Regions from separate parts of the Mus musculus genome. Here region 1 is linked to region 2. Evidence: chromatin loops called from intact Hi-C (ENCODE). Cell type or tissue: heart. All regions are shown on one strand.

Region 1 (8,000 bases), 85 kb before region 2:
AGGTGGGTGGAAATCTGTGAATTCCAGTCCAGCCTGGTCTATATGATGACTTCTACATAGCAATTTGGTCATGTATCCATGGGCAGAATTTTTTTTTTTTGAACCAAGAAAAACAAGAGGATTGCAGAGATTTTTTTTTCTGATGTAGATGATCATAATTATTCACAAGATTGTTTCTAATATTATCCTATATTATAATACCTCTTAACTTTGTTTTTGTCTCTTTATCCCCCTTCCCCCCAAACAGAGTTTCTCTGTGTAGCCCTGGCTATCCTTAAACTCACTGTGTAGACCAGGCTGGCAAAGAATTCCAAGATCTACCTGCCTCTGCCTCAGGAGTGCTAGGATTAAAGGTATATGCCACCACAAACTGGTTTATAAAATGCCCTGTCTAGCTGTGAAAATACTGTGACCGGATTCCCTCAAAGAGAATACTCTGATTTCCAGACTCTAATTTACAACATTAAGAATTCAGCAGAGGGGTTGGAGAGATGGCTCAGCAGTTAAGAGCACTGACTGCTCTTCCAGAGGTCCTGAGTTCAATTTCCAGCAACCACATGGTGGCTCACAACCATCTGTAATGGGAATCCAATGGCCTCTTCTGGTGTGTCTGAAGCCTGCAACAGTGTACTCACATATATAGAATAAAAAAATATTAAAAAAAAAAAAAACTCAGCAAAAGTGTTGGGGTCCAAGAGTTGCCCAACAAACCACACAAACAAATCCTGATCTCTGTAAGCCATCTGATCCTTGATGGTTTTTTGAAGGCACAACCTAAGACTCATAAGTCAGGTAGTAGACTTCAGGGGCTGAGCAACTACACAAATATCTTTTCCTGTAAGCTTATAAAAGGAGGAAAAAAACCCAAAGAACAGAAAGCACAATGAGATCACATTCAGGTGCAGGAAGGGCTCTGCTCTGACTCAAGCCATTTTAGACTAACAGTTCATGTTGACCTTTAATTTGATAGGTCCTACGTAAGGCTTTGTGGAAATTCTTAAGATTAACAAACCTCAAACAGAACATAACAGGATACGTGATCAGCATGACCTTGCTCTGAGTCAAGTTATTTTTCTGTGTCAGTGACTGGCAGGCATGTTACAGCAACAATCTGAAATAGCTGGCATGCATGGAACAAAATGGCTACAGCTATTCTGAGATGGGGCAGACCTCAACAAGAAGACACATTTTTTTTTCTTTTTCTTAGCTGGCTTTCCTTCCTTGATTGTTTGCTTTCTTCCTTTCTTCTTTCCTTCCTTCATTATTTATTCTCTCCTCCTCTTTTTTTTTTTTTTTTTTGTAATTATTTTTATTGTTTTGTTTTTTGAGACAGTGTCTCACCATATAGCTCTGGCTGTCCTGGAACTCACTATATAGCCTTTGCTCCTGAGTGCTGAGATAAAACGTGAGTGTCACCAAGCCTGGCGCCACTCTTTTCACAATTTGCATCACAGATTGCATACGTTCCCGATGGAAAATTAATAGTAGATAGACAGTTTACTTTTAAAACTTAATTTTTACATCCATACCAGTAAAACTCACAACAAACAGTACAATCAAATTCATTTAAGTTTGCAGGAGTTCCTTTCGTGACTAAAAGCTCATGGGGAATCCACCACATGCCACTTTCTTAAATAGAGAAGTGGTAGAATACGGAAGTTAGTATGGATGATTGTAAATTTCAATAGCTTTGTCCTTTCCGTCATAGCAAAGAGAGCTGCGTTTTCAAATATTAACTGATAAATTCAAATATTCTACTAGATCAGCCAGAAGGTCAATAAAAAGAAATAGTATTATTCCAGTTAATATTACTGAAAATTTATCGACGAGGGTCTGACATCCACAGCACAATTTTGAGAGTCGTTATCCTTATGATCAGAGGGGAAATTGATCCCGCTCTGCTCCCCTCCCACTCCTGCCCATTCCCCAGCCCCGCCTCAGCTCCTCGGACCTGGAAGGTTCGAGCGCCTCCCTCCCTTGTCCCCACCCCCACTCCCACTTCCTCTCCCCCATCCCCCGCTGCTGCCTCTGCCAGCTGCTAAACTGCTGACTCTCCCAGGATGCTCAAAAGGTACCTGCGGTATAGGTAAGTTTTCCGGTTCTGCGAGCCCCGCCGTTTCCTCCATACTCAGGTCTCCACCACGCGATTCCACACTGTGCAGCCGCTCTACCCCTCAACCCCAACCCCAGCTCAGTCTTGTACCGGATTCTTGACACTCCAGACTTTGACTTTTTAGTCCCACTTCCCAAGCTAACACACCTTGCTTCCTAGCTTCCCTGGCCTCAGTCTTCTAATCCCACCCACACTACACCCTTCCTCTACACCCAGCCAATGTACCACATCTTCCATCCTCTATTTCTGGGCGAGTGGGCCCGCCCAGCGGAGACCGGCCCCTCCCACTCTGTCTCAGGCTTCTTTCTGCCACAGCTCTTCCCTTCAGGTTGCTCTGCACAGTCTCCCCACACTCTTGCAGCCAGTCTAGACCAGAACTATATCTGGTAGGACCCTGCACCCCGATATCTGATCCCCATAGTGAATTCTGAATCTTTCAGATGCAAAACAGACAACCTAAGATCCCCATCTCACTATCATCCTCTCCACCACATACTGCATACCAAACAACAGGCTAAATTCGGATGCCAGAGTCCCATCCCCAAAACACAAACATGAGAAACCAAAACCAAATACTTCAATTTTGATTTGGAGAGAGACTTTTCAGGAACGTGGATTTGGGGGAGGGGGGAGGTTGTCTCAAGAACTCAGTGGTCAGTGTTGGGGTCCAGCAGTAGCCCTACATGCCACACAAACCCTGATCTCAGTCAGACAAGGACAGATAATTGGATGCATACCCTAAGACTGATCAGAATTTGGGGGCTGAGCTACAACCACAAACACTTCTCAGGACTGGTTTAAGAATGAAAAAAATCACAATGCGCTCATATGCAGGTGCAGGAAGTGCTGACCTGTGGTTTTCTCTGACCCAAGCTATTTTTGCTAGCCAGACAGAGCAGTTCTATCTGACCTTTATTCTGATTGGTCCTAAGTGGAGCATATAATTTTCAAAGTTCTTAAGATTAACCAACTTCAGAACACACAGAAGATAACAGGGTATGTGGAACACGACCCTGCTCTGAGTCAAATTATTTTTCTGTGTCAATGACTAACTGGCATATTACAGAAACAATGTGAAATAGCTGGCAGGCATGGAACAAAATGGCTACAGCTATGTTACAGGGACAGACCTCAACAGTCAGGACTGAATTCATACTTCATTGAACTTCTTTCACCACTAGATGGCGGACATGTCATTTTAGTAAAGCAGAAACAAGTTTGTCTTCATGATTCCAAAAGTGCTTTGAGATAAAACCTAGAACTAACTCTCTCTCTCTCTCTCTCTCTCTCTCTCTCTCTCTCTCTCTCTCTCTCTCTAGTACAGTGGTGTACGCAGAGAATCTTGCACGTCCCAGATGCAGAAAATAAGTAAGGTTTGTGGTCCCAACCCTAGAAAAGTCAGTTTTACAATCCAATGTCTAGCTCTGAGAAGCATGGAGGAAGAAGAGATGGTTAGGAAATAAGAAGGGAGAGAGGGGGAAAGGCTAAGAATTCCAAGTCTAGAGTTCTCTAGACTCCATACAACTACTGCAATCAGTAACCAAGAGCAGCTGTCCTTGCCTGCACTGGCCCCACACAAGACCACGGTCAATCTAGGAAAGGGAAAAGGCTTTACCTCTCAGGCATTGGCAATGGATAGACTGTAGAAGAAGAATCACTGGCTTTAGTTGTCATCCTGTGCTGAGCACATCAGGCTCCTGAACATAGCTTCAAACCCACAGTCTCACAAATGGCTCTGGTTCATCTTAGTGGGTGCCAGGCAATATGAATAGACATGAACAAAGTGACTGTTGGAACTGTGGACCAGGATAGCAGAGAGGTAGGAGTGAGAATGGGCAGTATTTGAAGTGGGCACAGAAACACACAATGCTGTGATATACATGCATTTTATCTTTGTGTGTGTGTATGTGTGAAATAACTAATAATAAAAAAATCGGGGCATTCATTCATGGTAGACAAGGTTTCTCTGTGTGAACCTGTGCTTAAAGGCCCGTGATAACATACCTAGATCAATTAAAAAAAAATCAGTGTGTAATTTCTTCTTAGTTCTAACAGTATCTGATGGATTTTTTTTTTTTTTTTTTTTTTCAGTTTTGAGGGCCAAGATGGCCTTGAATTCACTGAGATCAGCAGTTCCTGACTCTGGAATGCTAGGATTAAAGGCATGCTCCAACATGTCAGGTTTATTCATTATCTGGCTTAGTATCAGATAATAGAGTCAGGAAGTCTTGATATTTTTGTGTGTGTCAAGAAGTATTAAATATTAGTCTATTTGCTGCTCTTCAAAGTCCTGATAGAATTCTGTCAATTTGGTCCTGGGCTTTGTTTTGAAGATGTCATTTTATAATTGATTCAGTCATATTGCTCCTCTTAGTCTTGTTTATAATATTTGTTTCATGTCATTTATATTTGGTATGTTATATGTGCCTGAAAACTCATACACCTCAACTAGAATATCCTCTCTAGTACAATAGATGTCTTCAGTGTCAGTAGATAGAAGATCCACTTGTTAACTCATTTCTATCAAGTAAATTGTGCCTTTACCTTGGGTAACTATCAGGACCTTATCAACAAGGAAAGACACAAGGACAGGATGAAAGACTCAGGCTCTGAAGGCCAATCTTATCTTTATTTTAATCTTTGGGCAGAGGGCATGGAGAGGCAGAGGCTGGAAAAATTTAGTCTGAAGCCCTCCTGGGTTGCCTGCCATCTTAACATAGTATATTGTCTTATTGTAGCTCTGGGAAGGTGACTGCCCCGGTGGTTGTTCTTCTCAGTGGGCTGAGTGTGGCAGGATGGTGTCCACTCTCTTTACAACTTAGACTACATCAGTTCAGATCGGGAGCGAGCACTTCTGGCAGGAAGGGTAGCCATTTACTGAGCAAAATGAGTGACCAGGAGGCCATTCTACGATCTGGTAAAGGGAGACATCGGCCTCTCCTGCTTTTGTCCAAGCTTGAAGCTCTGCTCTTTGGGAACTCATGTCCTCACTTATGGAGATCTAGGTTAGGGCCGCGGGAGTCTTAGACCATTCTAGGGGCCGTGGACCCTTGTGTGCGCCGCTCGGCGGAAGGGGAGAGAAACGCGCCTGGGTGAGCCGCGGCTAATCGAGGGGTCGGGTCAGATTCTTTGTGCCCCGCCGCCTGCAGGGAGAGCCCCACACTGGGGTTTGAATCCCCGAGGAGCCCGGGCGCACCACAGCATCTTGTTGGCTGGCGCCGAGTAACTGGGCTCCTCTCCTCTGCCTGCGCAAAGCGGAGCGGTGCCACTCGGGTCCCAGGTTTTCCCCGCTGCCCAGGGCGCCGCGGTGGCCGGTAGGCTCCCCAGCGGAGTGACTGGGCCCCCGCCCCGGCGAGGCCCCACGGCCTTCCGCCCGAGGTGGGCTCAGCCCCGCGCGACTTCCCGCCGCAGCTGCGGGACACCAGCACCTAGGCCCGGGACTCTCAGGCTCCCTAAAGTAGCGAATCGGTCTGGAAAAGAAAGAGTTAAGCCGAGAGGCTGGGTGGGTCTTCAAATCGCTACAGCGTCAGTCCCTCAACATTCCTTAAAGTGACACACACAGAACAGACAACTATACAGCAGCTAAAACAAACAGGACACTTCCGCTCTGTCCTTCACTGACATTAACACCAGGGGCACTCTGTACCCCAGAATCTTTGGAACGACGCCTAAGCCCCCTTGGCTAGGATGTACCAGGGTGACCACCGCAGCCGGATTCTACATCCTCTTTTGCTGTTTCTTGCCAGGTAATACAGCTTTTTAGGCCTCTTCAGAACAGAATTACAGAATTATTCAGAACAGGATTATTACAGTATCACACAAGCACACATGGATAGACTCACAGACTCAGAGATAACCAGTGCCGAGATTCTCCAGGGTTGGGTCCTGGTGGCCTTGGAGTTCCAGGCCAATGCACCAAAATGTTGTGCCAGGAAGAGTTCATGAACCCCAAATGGCCACCAAGGAGCTGTTTCTGTTGGGTCTCTTTATTTCAAGTTTGGATTTGGGCTCTCCTCCAACCCAACCCTGACAAAGCAGGACCAGAAAGGAAGGCAGAGCAGCGTGCGCCACCACACCCGGCCAGAGCAGACTCAAACCCTCAGCAGGACAAGGTTTTATAAGGAATGGGAGTAAGTGAGGGGGCGTCCAGCCTAACAAATATCTAACTGAATGTCTATTGTAAGCTGACAGGTGGGTGCTCTGAAGCAAGATCATGAACAATCCCAAAGGGTCTGAAAGTACGTCTGAAAAAATCAGACTAATCTTTGATTAACTGTTGCTAGAAAGTAACTCTGGCCAAGGACAAACCATGGGGTCCTTCCTGGTACTTGGATGCAGCTTGGGTTCTGCTGCAGGTCAAGTTCTCAGGCTTTTTTATCTTTATGTTGGAGGCCGGTCCCAAGATAGAGTAGGTTTGGCCTTTCACTAGAAACAAAAACATTACCTCAAATGAAAAGTATCTTTTGGAGACTTTCCTGGTCTACTCAAGTCCTGTGTTGTTGTTCTTAAGAAAGATGGTGGTGAAGCCATAATTCGACCCTTATTATCTGTCCCAAAGTCAAGTGCTTCTTACCCAGCATGCAAACTTTACTCCTGCTGGTTTAAGGGGGTAATTTAAAATGAGCAGCCTGATCCTTCACCATCACTATGGTAACCACCATTGCTGCTGCAACAGGAGGGAGGTGAAGGGGGAGGGAGGGTAAGGATAGGGAGGCACGTGGAGCCCTATGGTCAGTGCAGTGAAGGGAGAGTAGGGAACCCAGCTCTCCCTGGGAGAACACAGGGAGTTCAGACAAATTTGAACAAATTTTTGTTTTAGATTCCATGGCACCCATCTTCCCAGCGTTTGCCAGAGATCCCAACACTCTAGAATTGCCTTCCCAATTGATAGTCTGGGATCAAACCAAAAGTGTGTTTGTGGGTGGTAGCCTCTGTATCAGAGGTTCCCCCAAAACAAACACCTGGTCTTTCTTCACATGGCTAACTCTGGTGCTACCCTGACTCAGCAGAGAAATCGAGGATTTGTCACAAACATTGCACTTGAAGGTTTTCTGTCCAGTATGAATTCTCTGATGGACAGCGAGGCTTGAGGGGTTACTGAAGCATTTCCTGCATTTTCCACTCTGATGTGGTGTCTCTCCAATGAAGATTGTTTGTTGCATGAGACTGTATGTAGAGATGAAGTCACCATCACACTCTCTTTACCTGTGCTCTTTCTCTTCAGGGTAGCATCTCTGATCTTGAGGAATGTTGGAAGACAAAGTTAAGGATTTCTCACAGTCTTTAGATTCAGAAGGTTCTTCTCCAGTGTGCCTGCTTTTATGTCTATGTGGGTTTGATGAGTCAACAGAGGCTTCCTTGTCACTACAGCATCTGTAGTTATTGGAGGTTTCTGTAGTGTCACTTCTTTTATAAAGTACACAGTTTGGGGGTTCATGAAGCATTTCACCAAGCTCACTACACTGACAAGACTCCTTTTCGGTGTTCACATGTTGAGGGACAGTATCCCATGTACAGTCCTTTAAAAACAAATCAGATTAATAGGGTTTGTTCCAAAATTAAACATTTGATAAATGGTTGTCTCCATAAGCTCTTTCTTACAATAAGTCAACCAGCAACTACTTAGATGTGTTTCTTTTACTGTAATTTTATGTATTCCCACAACAATGGCCTGACAGCCTTCAAGGGTCTGTGATTTACAATAGATATCTCATCATTATAGAAAATGTATACTGGCTCAAGATGGACCAAATAATTGAGGAGTTAGTAACTGGTTTTGGGGTGGAGCTCAAATGGCTGATTGTACTTAGAATACATGTTTCTATTCAGAAACTGGTGACAAATTTAATGAAATCCCAGGTTCACAGTGTTTGTACTCAATAATACA
Region 2 (8,000 bases):
AGTGATCTGCAATGGGATTCGATGCCCTCTTTTGGTGTGTCTGAAGACAATGACAGTGTACTCACATAATATAAGACAAATAAAGAAATTTAAAAAAAAAAAAAAAGAGAGAGAGAGCACTGACTGCTCTTTTGAAGGCCCTGAGTTCAAATCCCAGCAACCACATGGTGGCTCACAACCACCCGTAATGAGAGCTGACACTCTCTTCTGGTGTCTGAAGACAGATACAGTGTACCTATTTATAATAATAAATAAATCTTTGGGTTGGAGCAAGGAGGGCCAACCAGAGCGCATGGGACCAACTGGAACAAGCAGAGGTCCTAAAAATCCAATTCCCAACAACCACATGAAGGCTCACAACCATCTGTACAGTTACAGTGTCCTCATATACATAAAATAAACAAATCTTTTAAAAAAAGAAGAGAATGTGCTAAAATACCAAAAGCTCCACAAATCATTAAACATTACATCTAGAAGTATTAATTTTTATCATTTTGTAATACATTAAAATCACTGAAATGAAAACCATTTAATATTGGTATATAGACATAATCAGTGATGTGCATGGAATAAGGACATCATCACTCACATGCATGATCAAATACATTTTTATTGCCTCCTAGGATCAGTTCTTTTGTAGAAAGTCTTCTCATCTCTACAATGGTACAGTCCTGAGGAGATTTTTCTCCAGAATCATTTCCAGTGAAACAGAACGTAGCAAAATGGATATTGTGTCCCACTATAACATTCACTTGAACCCCCTGCCATCCCTCACCAATCCTCCAAAATACCTGGATCCTTAGTGACTGTCTCCTCCATCTACATCTTCCAGGGCTCTTTGCTCTGCTCCACAGGTGAGCAGGTCTGGGTGATCAGTGAGCCCTGCACATAAGAAAGAGATCTTCAGCAAGCACCTGCATTTCTTGCACAGTACTGTGCTCAGTAGATGTTATGCAGTGTCAGAATACTGAAAATATTTAGAAAGCATTTTCAGTTAGTGTAACTGAAAACTCTCTTCCAATCACAGTTCAGCCAAATCTGAGGGGCAGAAATGGAACTGAATGACTGGGATGAGAATATTACACACTAGTGAGGTTCCAAATTTATCCTGGACTAAAAATGATGGAAGTCCTATTCTCCCAAAGGAGCTAATGCTTGCAGAGGACTTGCCACAAAACCCTGAGGAGTGAAAGTACAGTCCTGAGGAGATTTTTCTCAGTGAAAGGCGGCTGAAGCAAACTATTCTCACCCACACAAACCAGAATACTGTAATTCTACAACCTCCAGTCTCTGTACAAAGCACTCCCAGCATGGTGCTGACACTGCCCCTCTTTCTGGCAGAAGTCCACAGTCACACTGGTGGCCGTGAACTGACCACAAAATACAAAACAACAGTTTGAATAGTGGTCCTGGTGCACACCTTTAACGCTAGCACTCAGGAAACAGAGTCAGGTGTAACTCAGTGACTTCCAGTCCAGCCTAGTCTACATGACAGGATGAGTTCTGGGCCAGACAGAGGGACACAATGGGTTCAAGCCACAGACAAAACAAACACAGGAACTAAGCCAAACTAAACCAAACCAAACCAAAAAACAGTTTGTGTTCATGGACAAAGTGGTTTTCTAGAACTAAGGAGACAAAATACTTTTGCTGTCTTTTTTCTGATATAGAAGAGCTAAAGTAATTATTTGAAAGATGATTTATAGTACCATCATATACAATATAATACCTTTTCTGTTTTATTTCTTTTTTCCTTTTCCTTCTCCCTCTTCCCACTGACATTTCTCTGTGGTTCTAGCTGTCCTTAAACTCCCTTTATGTACCAGGGTGGCAAGGAACTCCCAGATCCAATTGCCTCAGTTTCCTAAGTGTAGGCATTAAAGGCTTGTGATTAAAGGATTAAAGGGTTATAGGATACAGGGATTAAAGGATTAAAAACTGGTTTATAATGTCCTTTCTAACTGTGAACTGTAGCAGATGTGCAACTTGGTTATCATGTTGGTCCCCTAACAACTGGAGCAGAGGCTGTCTCTGACTCTGTTGACTGCCTTTGGATCCCCTTTCCCTAACTGGGCTGCCTTGTCTAGCCTCAATAGCCTCAGTGCAGTGCCTAATCCCACTGCATCTTGATATGCCAAGGAGGGTGGATATCCACAGGAGGCTTTCCCTTCTCTGAGGATAAAGAGAGGAAGGTGTAGGATAGGGGGAGGAAGGTAGTGGAGGAGTGAGAGACTAGAAGGAGAGGAAGAAGTGATGACAATCACTTCTAGTTATATTTACAACTATATCTACGAAACTCGCAACAAATATACGCTGAGATTCAGTTACATTTCCAGCCATTCCTTTCATGAGTAATAGCTAAAAGCTCTCTGGGGATGTTAAGTCACCAAGTATGTCCTGGGTATAACAGTGGAGTTAGCATGGATGTAAGTAAATTTAAAGAGCTTTATCCTTTATCTCAACAAAGAGAACTGGTTTGCAAACTTCAGTAGATAAACTAAAATATTCTACTATTCTACTATTTTGAATATTTTGGCAATCATTTGGTCAATGAAAAACACATCAGGATTATTTCAGTTTATATGCACTAAAATATATCGAGCCAGCTTACTTATGAACACCAGAAAAACTGATCACGCCCTGCTCTCTTCCGGCCCCTTCCCAGCCCCGTAGCTCCTTTGACTTGGGAGGTTTCTGAGCTATGGTTCCAGCTGCTGTGCTGCTGACTCTCCCAAGATGCCCCGCGCGGCACACGGCTGGCCGGCGTTTTACCTTCCCCTAAATTCCTCCCCGTTCTGCTATCCCAGGTCTACACTACGCGATTCCCTACGGTGCAGGGCCGTGAGCTCTGGACGTGAACAGGTCGTTAACACTTTTGGCTTTGGTTCTCAACTTACCTGGCTTCACTCACCTAGTTTCCCAGCTTCCGCTCACGTCACTCCTCTAACTCCTCCCACTCAACACTTTTCTACACTTCCTGGTAACGTCCAATGTGCTTGCACCCTCCGTTTCCGGGTGAGTGGCCCTGCCCCGCGGAGACCCGTCCCTCCCACTTTGTCTCTGGCTGCCTTCCACACAGGCCCAGCTGTCAGCTCGCCCAGCCTCCCCTCATGCTTGCTGCTAGCTAGACCAGAAGTGGATCTGGTAGGACTTTGCACCCCGATATCTGACCCCCATAGTGAGTTCAGAACCATTTAGATAAATGACCGGAAGCCTAACACCTCCTGGACTTCCAGCCGCTGGAATACATACTTTGTACCAAACAACAACAACACAGGCTAAATTCAGAAGCCCAAGTCCCATCCCCAAAACACAAACATGAGAAGCCAAAAGCAAATCCTAAAATTTTGACTTGGGAGAGACTTTTAAAGAACTTGGAATTTGAAAAGAAATAGGTGTCTCAAGAATTCAGTGGCTCTTTGCTATCCGCCCAGGGCCGAATTCATCCTGTGCTGTACTGATGTTACCACTAGATGGCGGTCTGTCATTTTACTAACTCAGAAAGGAGTTAGTCTTGTGATTTATGCTTAAAGTGAGAAAAACCAATTCTTTCTTTCTTTCTTTCTTTCTTTCTTTCTTTCTTTCTTTCTTTCTTTCTTTCTTTCTTTCTTTCTTTCTTTCTTTCTTCCTTCCTTCCTTCCTTCCTTCCTTCCTTCCTTCTCTCCTCCCTTCCTTCCACCCCTCTATTTATTTATTTATTTATTTATCTATTTATCTCTTTCTCTCTTCCTCCCTCCCTCCCTCCCTCCCTTTTTTCTGGAGTGTTGAATGCAGAGACCTTAACTTGCACAGATGCAAAAAATAAGGTATATGGTTCTAGTCTTAATATAGTCAGTTACTAGTTAGTTCATCTAGCTTGGTGAACACCAAAGAAGAGGTGGTTAGGATATAAGAAGGAAAAGAGGAGAGGATGGGCTAAGACACACTATTCTCTAGACTCCATACAATTATTGTAATCAGTAACCAACAGCAGCTGTCTTTATGTTCACTGGCCTCACACAAGACCACAGTCATTCTAGGAACTGGAACAGCTCACTTTACCTCCCAGAGGTTGGCTATGGATAGATTGTAGGAGAATAATCACTACCTTTAGTTGTCATCTTGTGCTGAGCACATCAGGCTCCAACACATAGCTCCTATCTTACTGGGTCCCTGGCAATATGAATAGAGATGAACACAATCGAGAGGTTTGTTGGAATTGTAAATCAGAAGAGCAGAGTTTTAGGAGTGGAATATGTACTTTATATCAAAAGTATACCAAAATATTGGGCAATACTTGATGTGGACATACAAATGCAATATGCAAGTGTGAAATAGCTAATAATAGAAAACTTGGGGGAGGTCATTCATTCACTCACTCATTCATTTGAGAAAGGTTTTCTTTGTGTAACACAATTATTAATGAAGTGTGCTACCATGCCCAGTTCAAAAAACATTTTTTTAAAAGAAACATATTTATTTCTTTTACATGAGTGCTCTATCTACATGTACACCTGCATACCAGGAGAGGGCATTGGATCCCATTACAGATGGTTGTGAGTCATGATGTGATTGTTGGGAATTGAACTCAGGATCTCTGGAAGGCTACACAGTGCTCTTAACCTCTGAGCCATCTCCTGAGCCCCTCAAAGTTGTTTTTAAATTACATCAGTCTATAATTTCTTTTTAATTGTATCAGTATCGGGTGGAGGACTTCTATTTGTTAAATTGTTTGATTGTTTTTGTTTTTTATTTTGTTTTTGCTTTTCAGAGCCAGGCTGTCCTTGAACTCACTAAGGTCAGCCTACTCTGCCTCTGAAATGCTAGGATTAATGGGATGGTCCACCAAGACTGGCTCAGAATCTGGGTTAGTATCAGGTAATAGTTAAGAGTCAGGAAGTTTTTCTCTTTTGTATCAATAAGTGGTAGCTGTTAAGTCACTTTGAAATTGGTTTTTTGAAATAAAATCCTGTCAATCTTGTTGTGGGGTTGTTTCAAAGATGGCATTTTATGCCCAACAGTGGGTAGGGGGAACTACCTCCAGTAGATAGAGGTGGAGGGACAGGCTTGCTGACCTTCAGTAAAAATTTTTGACCAAGAACTGTTCCTATTTAAAAGGAATGCAGGGGCAAAAATGGAGAAGACCGAAGCCTAGCATGGCTCTCCTCTGAGAGGCTCTACTAGTAGCTGATTGAGACAGACACAGGATAGCTTACACCTGACCATTGGACTGAAGTTGGGGGGAGGGGACCCTATAGTTGGATTAGAGGAAGGATTGAAGAAGCAGTTGGGGAGGGCAAACCCATAGGAAGACCAGAAGTCTCAACTAACCTGGACCAAAGGGAGCTCCCAGAGATTAGCCACCAACCAGGCGGCATATATGGGCTGGTCTGAGGCTTCCAGCACATATATAGCAAAGGATTGCCTGGTCTGGCCTCAGTGATAGATGTGCCTAGTGAGGCCCCAGGGAAAGGGGAGGTCTGATTGGGGGGAGGACCCTCTCAGAGGCAAGTTGGAGGAGAAGTGGGATAAAGAACTGTGGGAGGGGAGACCACGGAGCAGGGGCGGGGGAGTAATGTCTGGAATGTGAATAAATAAAATAATTTGTTTAAAAGGTGGAATTTTCTAATTGCTATGTGTAGTCACATTGCTATATGTAGTCTTGTTAATATTATTTATTTCATGTTGTTTACATTCGATATGTTATATGTCCTGGAATCTCACCTATTTCAATTAGATTTTCCAGTTTAGTGTAATAGAAGTCTTTATTATCAGTAGACGTAAGATCCTATTGTTACTCATATTTTAAATGTTGAGCCTTTACCTTGGGTAATGGTGAGGACATTACAAGATGATCGGTGGTGGCACACAACTTTAACTCCTCCCTGAGGAGGCAGAGTCTGACAGATCTCTGTGAGTTCAAAGCCAGCCTGGTCTACTGTGTTTCAGGTCAGCTAAAGTTACACAGTGAAACCCAGTTGAGAGAGAGAGAGAGAGAGAGAGAGAGAGAGAGAGAGAGTTATGTGAAGTTATGTGTACATGTAAGCCTTCAAACCCAGCTCTCTGGAGGTAGAAACAAGGGAATACCTGAGTCCAAGCCCAGCCTGGTCTATATAGAGGGTCCAGCCAGGTGTTAATACACAGATAGACCCTGTCACAAAGTAAAGCAAACTCTTTCCTGAGGAATAGCTTTATGGTACCAGAAGTACCATTCAAGATCTAAGTACTGCTAGACAACAACTGCGCATTCTGGTGTTTACCATAGATGCAGTGATTCTACTAGAATCCCAGTACAGACATGCATGTGTGCAATAACACATTAGAAACAGGCCATGAATTTGAAAGAGAGCGGTATGGTATTTGGGAAGATTTGGCAGGAGAAAGGAGAGAAAGCAAATGATCTAATGATAGGATAAACTCAAAATTAAAAATGTAAAACCAAAAACAACAACAACAACAACAAACAAACTTAAACACATAACAAAGCTACACTAAAGCCAAACCAAACAAGCAAGTTATACACCTCTCAGGAAAATGCAGACTAGGACACGTTAAACTTCTATGATGCTCTACTTACAGTGTCAATTATCAGGGGTAGAAATGATAGCTAATGTTGGTTATAAATATGGAAAAAGGAGGTTTCACACTGCTATGAGATAAAAAAAAAAACTAGAGAATCAACTTTTGAAATCAGTCTAGATGTCCACCCCCAAATAAACGAATAAATGAAAGAAAGAAAACTTCTGTGTGACCCAGTTATAGCATTGATATGTGACACTATTTCTGTGGAAACAAGGACAAATATCTACTTATCCCAGATAAGTAATCAGTGACAAATCAATGTCTGGGAACCAACAGAGTCCAATTTGGTGAACCAATGTGGTTTCTTTTTCAGGGATATTGTGTGTGCATGTATGTCTGTGAGCCATGTGTGTTCATAATGCTTGCAGAGGCCAGAAGAGGGCATTGGATCCCCTGGAATTGAGAATACATAGTGATGCCCATTTGAGGGTTCTGGGAATGCAAAGTGAGTCTTCTGAAAGAGCAAACAGTACTCTTAGTCATCAAATCATATCTAAAGCTCATCAGTGAGATTTATTAGGGGGACTTTGAGTGTGGGTGAAGGGCTACTTACAGAAGCACAGACTGATTGACATCTGCATCACACTGTGAGGGTTATCTAATGAAGCTGCAAAACTGGGGACCTCTGCACGGCTTGCCAGAAGCTCACCTGATGTAGGAAGTGTGTCTTTCAAGCCACTCACTAACTCCTCCGGGCAGCTTATCCTGTCTTACCAAGTTCAGGCAGCTTGATTGGTACCTGCTTCATGGCTGGTTTGAGCCATCATCTTCTCTGACATCGTCAGCAGTCCTTACTGACTGTATATGCTTGATGCAGGAGGTCACTAGTGAATCTTGCCGGTTTTTCAGACTTCTTGAGGGTACTAAGTTGTCTATTTCTGAGCAATGGGAGATTCTCTAGAGGATGGACAGTTCATGTCCCCTCCATTCACTTGCCCTAAGACATCCAATTAATTTCCTTTAAGACACTATTTTTAAAGTGGTTTCCTTCATCATGATAAGGATAATCTCAGAGAACTCTGATATGCACTAACCACTCCTGGGCATGAAATCCAAGGACTTTCTATCTTATCAATGAGCACTTGCTCATCATACTCATTGCTGCTTTATTCAGTGTCTAGACAATGGAATCAGCTTAGGTATCCATCAACTGACACGTGTGAAAATGGAAATGTGATACATATCTGTAGAGCATTGTAAATAAAAATGAAAGCGTAAAATCAGGATGCAAATTTAAGCAACCTGATAACATGGTGACTATGGAGGCTGACTGGTCCTCAACAATCAGCAAATGTTTCCTCTCACATGTGTGCCTTAGCTTCAACATTTTGTTTTGTTTGTCAAAGTAAGACTGTATGTAAAAGGTATGCAGCTAGAAATGGACCATCAGTGGGAGATTCAGGAAGAAAGGATGGACAGTGGAATACAGGTGATAGGGA

What was found. Hi-C counts contacts between places; a loop is a spot of excess contacts. Peaks named below come from ENCODE experiments on the same cell type or tissue, not always from the same donor. Only the 100,000 strongest peaks of a DNase experiment are listed, where the experiment ranks them.
Region 1: a loop joins it to region 2, with 8 times the contacts of the local background. A loop is called at or near these places in 6 of 42 quality-filtered maps.

The regions. Positions count from the first base shown.
Region 1 is chr17:21,529,909-21,537,908 of GRCm38, reverse strand. Zfp52 (zinc finger protein 52) reads right to left here and starts at 2,370. Exons shown (of 5, transcript NM_144515.2): 1 at 2,076-2,370. It overlaps 9330136K24Rik (RIKEN cDNA 9330136K24 gene), which reads left to right and starts at 2,031. Exons shown (of 3, transcript NR_131123.1): 1 at 2,031-2,086; 2 at 3,438-3,481; 3 at 7,338-8,000. It also overlaps a transcript of Zfp53 not described here. In heart, CTCF peaks have their summits at 3,280 (motif pointing right), 5,177 and 5,783; DNase peaks (open chromatin) are centred at 2,068, 2,368, 5,378, 6,078 and 2 weaker places; H3K4me3 peaks cover 3,289 bases; H3K27ac peaks cover 3,509 bases.
Region 2 is chr17:21,445,319-21,453,318 of GRCm38, reverse strand. Zfp51 (zinc finger protein 51) reads right to left here and starts at 2,945. Exons shown (of 5, transcript NM_009558.4): 1 at 2,898-2,945; 2 at 792-882. The coding sequence starts at 819. In heart, a CTCF peak has its summit at 3,447 (motif pointing right); a DNase peak (open chromatin) is centred at 3,028; H3K4me3 peaks cover 1,544 bases; H3K27ac peaks cover 1,423 bases.